Regions from separate parts of the Homo sapiens genome. Here all the other regions are linked to region 2. A link is a loop called in an ENCODE intact Hi-C map of the cell type or tissue named here. Cell type or tissue: spleen. All regions are shown on one strand.

Region 1 (2,500 bases), 81 kb before region 2:
AACTTTTTTTTCACCTTAAAATGTAGCTAATCCATGAAAAAGCACTGAGCATGGTCCTTGGCACATGGTAAGAACTCAGCCAACACTCTTCATCATTAGAGCTCTTTGAAGACTCAGTGTGAACACCACATCTTTGGGGCACTGGCAGTCAGACCTCCCCGTGTGTGCACGTAGGCTTCCATCTGCACTGTCACTGTTTTCATTCACTTCCTGTTAGACTGTGAGGTCTTTCCATGTCTCAGCACCTGACAACCTAAGGCTCAGCAGGTGTCCGAAATAACTGGAACCAGGCCTTGAAATAAAGGACCTATCACCATCTAGTGTCTATGGTGGGTGTGCTATGCTCTGAATGTGTCCCCTCCAAAACTCATGTTTAAGCTTTATCTCCCATAGGAGAAAACAGTATTTGGAGATGAGTCTTTTAGGTGTTTAGGCCACGAGGGCTCCGCCTTCATGAAGGGATTAGTATCTTTTTTTTTTTTTTTGAGAAGGAGTCTCGCTCTGTCGCCAGGCTAGAGTGCAGTGATGCGATCTCGGCTCACTGTAACCTCTGCCTCCTGAGTTCAAGCAATTCTCTACCTCAGCCTCCTGAGCAGCTGGGATTACAGGTGCCTGCCACCACGCCCAGCTAATTTTTGTATTTTTAGTAGAGATGGCGTTTCACCATCTTGGCCAGGCTGGTCTTGAACTCCTGACCTCGTGATCTACCCACCTCGGCCTCCCAAAGTGCTGAGATTACAGGCGTGAGCCACCGCACCCGGCCAGATTAGTGTTTTATAGAAGGGCTTGAGGGGGTGAGTTCACCCCTTCTGTCCCTTCAGCCACATGACAACACAGCATTTGTCTCCTCTGGAGGATGCCAGCACCAAGGCATCATGTTGGAAGCAGAGAACAGGGCCCTTGCCAGACACGGAACTTGTTGGTGCCTTCATCTTGGACTTCTCAGCCTCCAGAATTGTTAAGAAATAAATGTCTTTTCTTTATAAATTAGCCAGTCTCAGGTATTTTGTTACAGCAGCAAGAATGAACTAAGAGAGTGTCAACAATAAATACCTACAATGCAGCAGGTAGGATTTCTGTAAGTTAAGATTGGGCATGGCTGCCTAGTAGAGAGGGCATTCCAGTACGAGAGACCACAGGAGTAAAATGAACACCTGGTGTCTAGCTGGTTCCAACCCTACCACCCTAAGACCACTCTATAGTTCAACAACACTTACACTAGGGACAGTGGAGCTTTTCTTGCGTTCAGGAATATCCGCCTTATTAGGATTACTTGCATTCCCAAGCATGGGACTGGCTGGAGCAATTCCCTTTCCTCCAACAGCACTGCCACTTGATTTCCGGGAGGAAATTCCATCTTCTTTGAGGTCACTATCTGCAGTGCTGGTCTGACTCCTTTTCGGATACGCCACAACAGAAGGAATAGCTGGTCCAGCTAAAATAAAGAGTTCATTTTTTAAATGACTGAATATAGTTTCAAGTTTTATTTTGTGACAGTAACCATATTTTGTAAGATGATCTAAGGTTGCTATTCACCTAAAAAATGTAAAACAGTAAAATCCTCTAAGATGTTTCCCACTTATATCTAATGTTTGCCTTATGCAATGAATTCAATATTGAAATTTCACTTAATACTCCTTTCTACTTAAAACATTTTTTTTTTAATAGTAAGAGTTTAGAGTTGTCCTTTGGAAACATCTTAAGGTGGTGGTACTGCATAGATTCAAACTAATTAGATGCATACGTAACAAGCAGAATGAACCAGTTCATCTTGTACATCTGAGTGAATTACATCCTCTTTTGTAGGAGAGATGCCATCACCTTTTGGAAGAGAAAAGTATAGATTTTATGGGCCACTTCTTTTGAAGTTTTATCTTGGATCTTTTTAAAAGCACTCATAATCTTCTAGATAAACCGGAGTTTGAGTAGACAGGGGAAGGTGTAGAAGCAGAGGAATCATGCAAGCGACAGGGAGGAAGTCGGTGGAGGTCACTAGTCATTCCTGCCACTCCAGGAGGAGTGTGTCCAGGGACATGTGCCTAGGGACATGTGGATGACAGACTAATGTCCTGTAGTAAACCATATAGAGACTCCAATAGCAGCACAGGAGATTCAGAGGGCAAAGAATCTTGGAAATGAACATGATAACTAGTATATGCCTCAGATATGATAATCCAGTGGTAATCTTAAAAGACAGAGTCAAATGCTTGTTTTTTCTTTTTCGAGACGGAGTCTAGCTCTCTCGCCCAGGCTGGAGTGCAGTGGCGCAATCGCGGCTCACTGTAACCACTGCCTACTGGGTTCAAGGGATTCTCCCGCCTCAGCCTCCGGAGTAGCTGAAACTACAGGCGCATGCCAACTAATTTTTTTTTTTTGTATATATTTTTTTTTTTTTAGTAGAGACGGGGTTTCACAGTGTTAGCCAGGATGGTCTCGATCTCCTGACCTCGTGATCCACCCACCTTGGCCTCCCAAAGTGCTGTGATTACAGGCATGAGCT
Region 2 (2,500 bases):
CACTTTCAAGCCCAGACTCTTTCCATCACACATCCCTTCAGGAAAGTAGTGTAAGATTGTGGCCAGGCGCTGTGGCTCATGCCTATAATCCTAGCACTTTGGGAGGCCGAGGCAGGTGGATCACTTGAGGTCAGGAGTTCAAGACCAGCCTGGCCATGGTGAAACCCCGTTTCTACTAAAAATACAAAAATTAGCCAGGCGTGGTGGCGGGTGCCTGTAATCCCAGCTACTCGGGAGGCTGAGGCAGGACAATCACTTGAACCCAGGAGGCAGAGGTTGCAGTGAGCCAAGATCATGCCACTGCACTCCAGCCTGGGCAACAGAGCAAGACTCCATCACAAAAAAAGAAAAAAGACTAGAGTTATGTAAAATTCTATGAACAAAACCTGTGAATTCAACTTCTCTGATTTTATATTAAATTCTACCAATACAGATTTTTGTGTCAAATGTCCATACACAAACCCCACAATATTTAGGTCCAACAAAAAGCAAATGCCTGTCAACAAGAAATACAGAAAAAACACCTGCTTTGTTTGAGCTTCAACACTGAACTTCAAGGTCCCACATAACCCACAGAAACAATGTCTTATCTAGTGCACACAGAAGTACACAAGACCAACCATAGTTGAGCAGCTTGAGTGGCTAGAGTGTAGTGCTAGCGAACTCTCGGCTGAAGACAAAATTGGATGCCCCTCCCACCTCCAAAAAAAGGCCTTTTCTTTCAAAGCCAACTTCTGCCCTTCCAATTGTTCTGTACAAGCAGGTGCAGACGGGTGAGTACAAATTCCTTATTACTTTTGCAGACCAACTCCAAGCACAACCTTTAACTTCTTGTGTGAGACAGGACATTAAAGCTTCCCAGGTAAGAGATTTATTTTCTCCTTCATGTTTAATTTGAAATTTGAAAATGGATATGAGACAAATGAATTTTCTGCTTTAGTCCTCCCAGTGGTGATCAGAGGGTACTGCATTCCCTGACTCCTTTTTCTTTTTTAACCAAAGCCACAAGTCACGGAATATTCCCTGACTCTTACTAGGAATTTGTTCCAGCCCAGGAAAAAATTCCAGGCATAAAATTTGGCTATATCTTAGAATAATAAAATGCAGGCCGAGCGCAGTGGCTCAAGCCTGTAATCCCAGCACTTTGGGAGGCCAAGGCAGGCGGATAACCCAAGGTGAGGAGTTTGAGACCAGCCTGGCTAACATGGTGAAACCCCATCCCTACTAAAAATACAAAAAATTAGCTGGGCATGGTGGTGTGTGCCTGTAACCCCAGCTACTTAGGCTGGCAGGCGGAGGTTGCAGTGAGCCAAGGTCACGAGATTGCACTCCAGCCTGGCAACAAGAGTGAAACTCTGTCTCAAAAAAAAAAAAAAAGTAATAAAATGCAGAACAATCCTCTTTGCAATCAAATAGTTAATATTAATTTTTATTAGACTGTATAAGCCTCTATGTAATTACAATGTAAATCATGCACCATGTAAGTCTAAATAGTTATACAATGTATATATCATGAGCTACATAACTTAAATGACCAAAATTCTATTTACTGCAAATTTCAACCTTTACCTCATTTACATACATAAGATAAGGATGCTCAAATTGAAGTCTATAAGATCTTTCCCTGAAAACTGACTAAATATTTTCATGAATTCTTCAGAGATCAACTTTTTTTTTTCTTTCTTAAGATACATAGTTTCACCATGTTGTCCAGGTCGACTGGAACTCCTGGCCTCAAGTGATCCTCTGGCCTTAGCCTCCTGAGTAGCTGAAACTATAGGCCAACTTTTTTCTGATAAGGCCCAAACAGCTTGATTCAACAGGTTGTGCTTAGAAGTTGACAAGCTGATTAAGCCGGGGCACAGTGGCTCACGCCTGTAATTCCAGCACTTTGGGAGGCCGAGGAGGGAAGTGGGAGGATCATGAGGTCAGGAGTTCCAGATCAGCCTGCCAACATGGTGAAACCCAGTCTCTACCGAAAATACAAAAAAATCAGCTGGGCATGGTAACAGGCACCTGTAATCCCAGCTACTCGGGAGGCTGAGGCAGAATTGCTTGAAGCCAGGAGGCGGAGGTTGCAGTGAGCCAAGATCATGCCACTGCACTCCAGCCCGGGCAACAAGAGTGAAACTCTGTCTCAAAAAATAAAATAAAATTTAAAAATTAGCTGGGTGTGGTGGCGGCTGCCTGTAATCCTAGCTACCTGGGAGGCTGAGGCAGGAGAATCGCTTGAACCCGGGAGGCGGAGGTTGCAGCGAGCGAGATCGTGCCACTGCACTCCAGCCCAGGTAACAGTGTGAGACTCCGCCTCAGGAAATTTAAAAAAAAAAAAAGCTAATTAAATAAAACCATATTACATATTTTAAATGAGATACTCTACAAAGTATTGCTGGCTGGTATACAGTTAAGTGATCACCAAATGGCAACTATTGTTATTTTCCAGAACCACAATTTTTAATAAACAGTTTTTTTTAAACTCATGGAACCTGAAAACTCAATT
Region 3 (2,500 bases), 51 kb after region 2:
CTTGGTACAACAGTACCTATGCCTCAGGACCACGATGAGGACTGACTGAGCTAACAAAATGCAAAAGGTTCAAACTCACTTATCTGCTTTTTGCAGATGGCCAGCTTTCACTTCTGCCATCTCCAGGCCAAAGGCATAAAGTCAGTGCTTGGTACACTGGAACAAACAGCTTGGGGCTCAATTTTGATACCCCTCCCTTCTCAAGCGGGAAGCGGTGGATTAGAGACCTCCTTGCCCATCTCTAAACTTTAGGACCCACACTAAAAATTTTTAAGTCAATTTCAGAATGCACTTGTTTAGAAAGCAAACCTCCCCATTCCCTCATTCTTAACTAGAGATATATACAATTATTCACAGTTACATAGCTGTATGTATGTTCCCTATTAAGCACCTGCCAAGATTTCAAGTAATAAAACTGAGGCAGATGCTCAGTTCACAGACAAGACTAGCAAATAAAGCCAGTGACCCAATGAAATGAACAACTTTTGTGAGTGGGGCTGGCAAGTGTAACTGCAGGATACATCCAACACAAATCCAAAGCAACGGCTACAAAACAGGGCAGATTCCAATGCTTTGATCTCATTATAAAATGAAAACTTGTTAACTTTAATATTAAAGCAAAGACAAAATACAATTTTATCATTATTTTAATCAAGTAACTTAGCTGTTTAAACAAATCCTTAAGACAGTTCAATAGAGCAAAGTGAAGAATTACTCTATTAGGATAACCTGTGAACAAAGTTCAGATTATGTGAATTTGTATTCCATTCGAAGTTTGGCACCAGACTGAACACTGGTTTAAGCCAAATTTTTTAGTGTTCTAGAAGCCCTGAACATGTTTTCCCTCAGATTAAAAGTAGAACCTTTATAATAGAACCTCATTAGCTTGACACTGAGTATGCTGAGTGCAACTTAGCTTAGGTCACCAGTATCTCCTACAGAATTCCAGTTAATGAAAGCAGATCAGCCTTGCGGCAAAGAATTTGAAACCTAGGCAACATACAAGTTTGAAGAAAAAAAAATCCTCTTTGGTGTGACAAAGCACATTCCCTCCAGGTATATGGCTCCTGCTCCACTTGCACCCGAATCTTGATCAAAGGCAGCTGGAGACCAATTCTTGTCTCTCCAATAAGATTGCTAGGTTTCAATTCCTTAAAATATCAAGCCAACCAAGTTTTATTACATCAAATGTTTCTATCATTTCAATGTGAAAATTTTTTTACGCCTATTTGTTATTAAGGTCTCATTATCTGTGAAATAATCACAAAAAAACAGAGGTGAATGGTATAAGCCACTGCTCCAAAATTAACCCTATCGATTCTCGATTCCCACTGTGCACTTTGTGAAAAGGGTAACTGCCAAGAGGTTTAACCTTGAAGATGATTACTCAAACAGTCAGAACCCATAATATGAGTTTAGATCAGGCAAGGAGTTCATGAGGAAGTTATCAACTCTTGTGTGTCCAAATCTAAAGCCCTGCATGGGCTCTGTCAGGTCCTTGTCACCTGCACTCAGGTGGCCATCAGACTTCTTGGGTGCCTGGCTATATTCAATGTGAAGTAAAAAATATCCCAAGTCTTACACCAAAATAGAGGCTCTGACTTAGAAGTATGCTTTTAGCTTTCTTTTTAAATAAGACATTCTGGAAGAAAAAAAAAAGAAAAAGGAAAGAAAATCAAGTTTGAAACACAGTTAACACTTATTTTGGCAAGAAAGCAACCAAAATCTAAAAAGCATAAACTATGTGTCCAAATGTAAAAGGCATTACAGAACAAACTGCAAGAGGGGAAAATTAAAGCCACACTGAACGAAAAAATACAGTATGTCTAACATTTTGGAATTGTAATTTAAACCCTAAGGGCAAAAGCTGAAAAATCATGCTTAGGTTGCTAGTTAAGTGCACCCTTCCTTGTTTCTCCCAAATAAAATCAGTTTATTAATTGCACCCCAAAGCAAGTTCTCTCAGTACAAAGTAACTACTACGTACACACAAAATGCTTGTTAATGTAATAATTTCCCTGGCTCATCCAACGTGCAATGCACACGACTTCAAAGACAATTTGGGGCAAGTGTACATGAAATGAGAAAACAGCTCTCCAAGTTTCAAATCCTGCTCTTACATTATTTATAGGACACTGAGGTCATATTTACTTCTTGGTTAAGATGTTACACTGTCATTTCATTATCAGTCTACCTCACAATGTACATTACCAGATGCCAATTTGAGGAACTACAGAGATAAAACTTTAGTACTTTCTTAATGGGCTGAATAAATTAATTACAATTAAGTTTGCTTTACATCCTGTTGAGGACCTCTTTGCAGCCCCAGGACCTAACAATATCTGGCAGGCTCCAAGAATGCTCATCAGGTGAAATGATGGCAGAACATTTAAAGTAAGGAGCCAGTTACTTCAGCTTAAGTCATTCAGAGCCAAACATCTGAAGAACGACCAAAATCAAACCTTTATTTTTATAACTGTATAAATGTGATCCAAATGTG

Evidence for each region. Peaks named below come from ENCODE experiments on the same cell type or tissue, not always from the same donor. Only the 100,000 strongest peaks of a DNase experiment are listed, where the experiment ranks them.
Region 1: it touches region 2 in a loop (2.2-fold over the local background); 2 of 110 quality-filtered maps call a loop at or near these places.
Region 3: it touches region 2 in a loop (3-fold over the local background); 71 of 110 quality-filtered maps call a loop at or near these places.

The regions. Positions count from the first base shown.
Region 1 is chr14:103,473,928-103,476,427 of GRCh38, reverse strand. It overlaps MARK3 (microtubule affinity regulating kinase 3), which reads right to left. Exons shown (of 18, transcript NM_001128918.3): 13 at 1,218-1,435. Among named protein-coding and RNA genes, the nearest start is that of CKB, 48 kb to the left of the region's middle. In spleen, no CTCF peak of the experiment used is centred here; no DNase peak of the experiment used is centred here.
Region 2 is chr14:103,392,640-103,395,139 of GRCh38, reverse strand. The region is part of intron 1 of MARK3 (microtubule affinity regulating kinase 3); the gene reads right to left. Among named protein-coding and RNA genes, the nearest start is that of MARK3, 8.5 kb to the right of the region's middle. In spleen, a CTCF peak has its summit at 967; no DNase peak of the experiment used is centred here; H3K27ac peaks cover 1,619 bases.
Region 3 is chr14:103,341,301-103,343,800 of GRCh38, reverse strand. EIF5 (eukaryotic translation initiation factor 5) reads right to left here. Exons shown (of 12, transcript NM_001969.5): 12 at 1-2,500. Among named protein-coding and RNA genes, the nearest start is that of SNORA28, 4.7 kb to the right of the region's middle. In spleen, no CTCF peak of the experiment used is centred here; no DNase peak of the experiment used is centred here.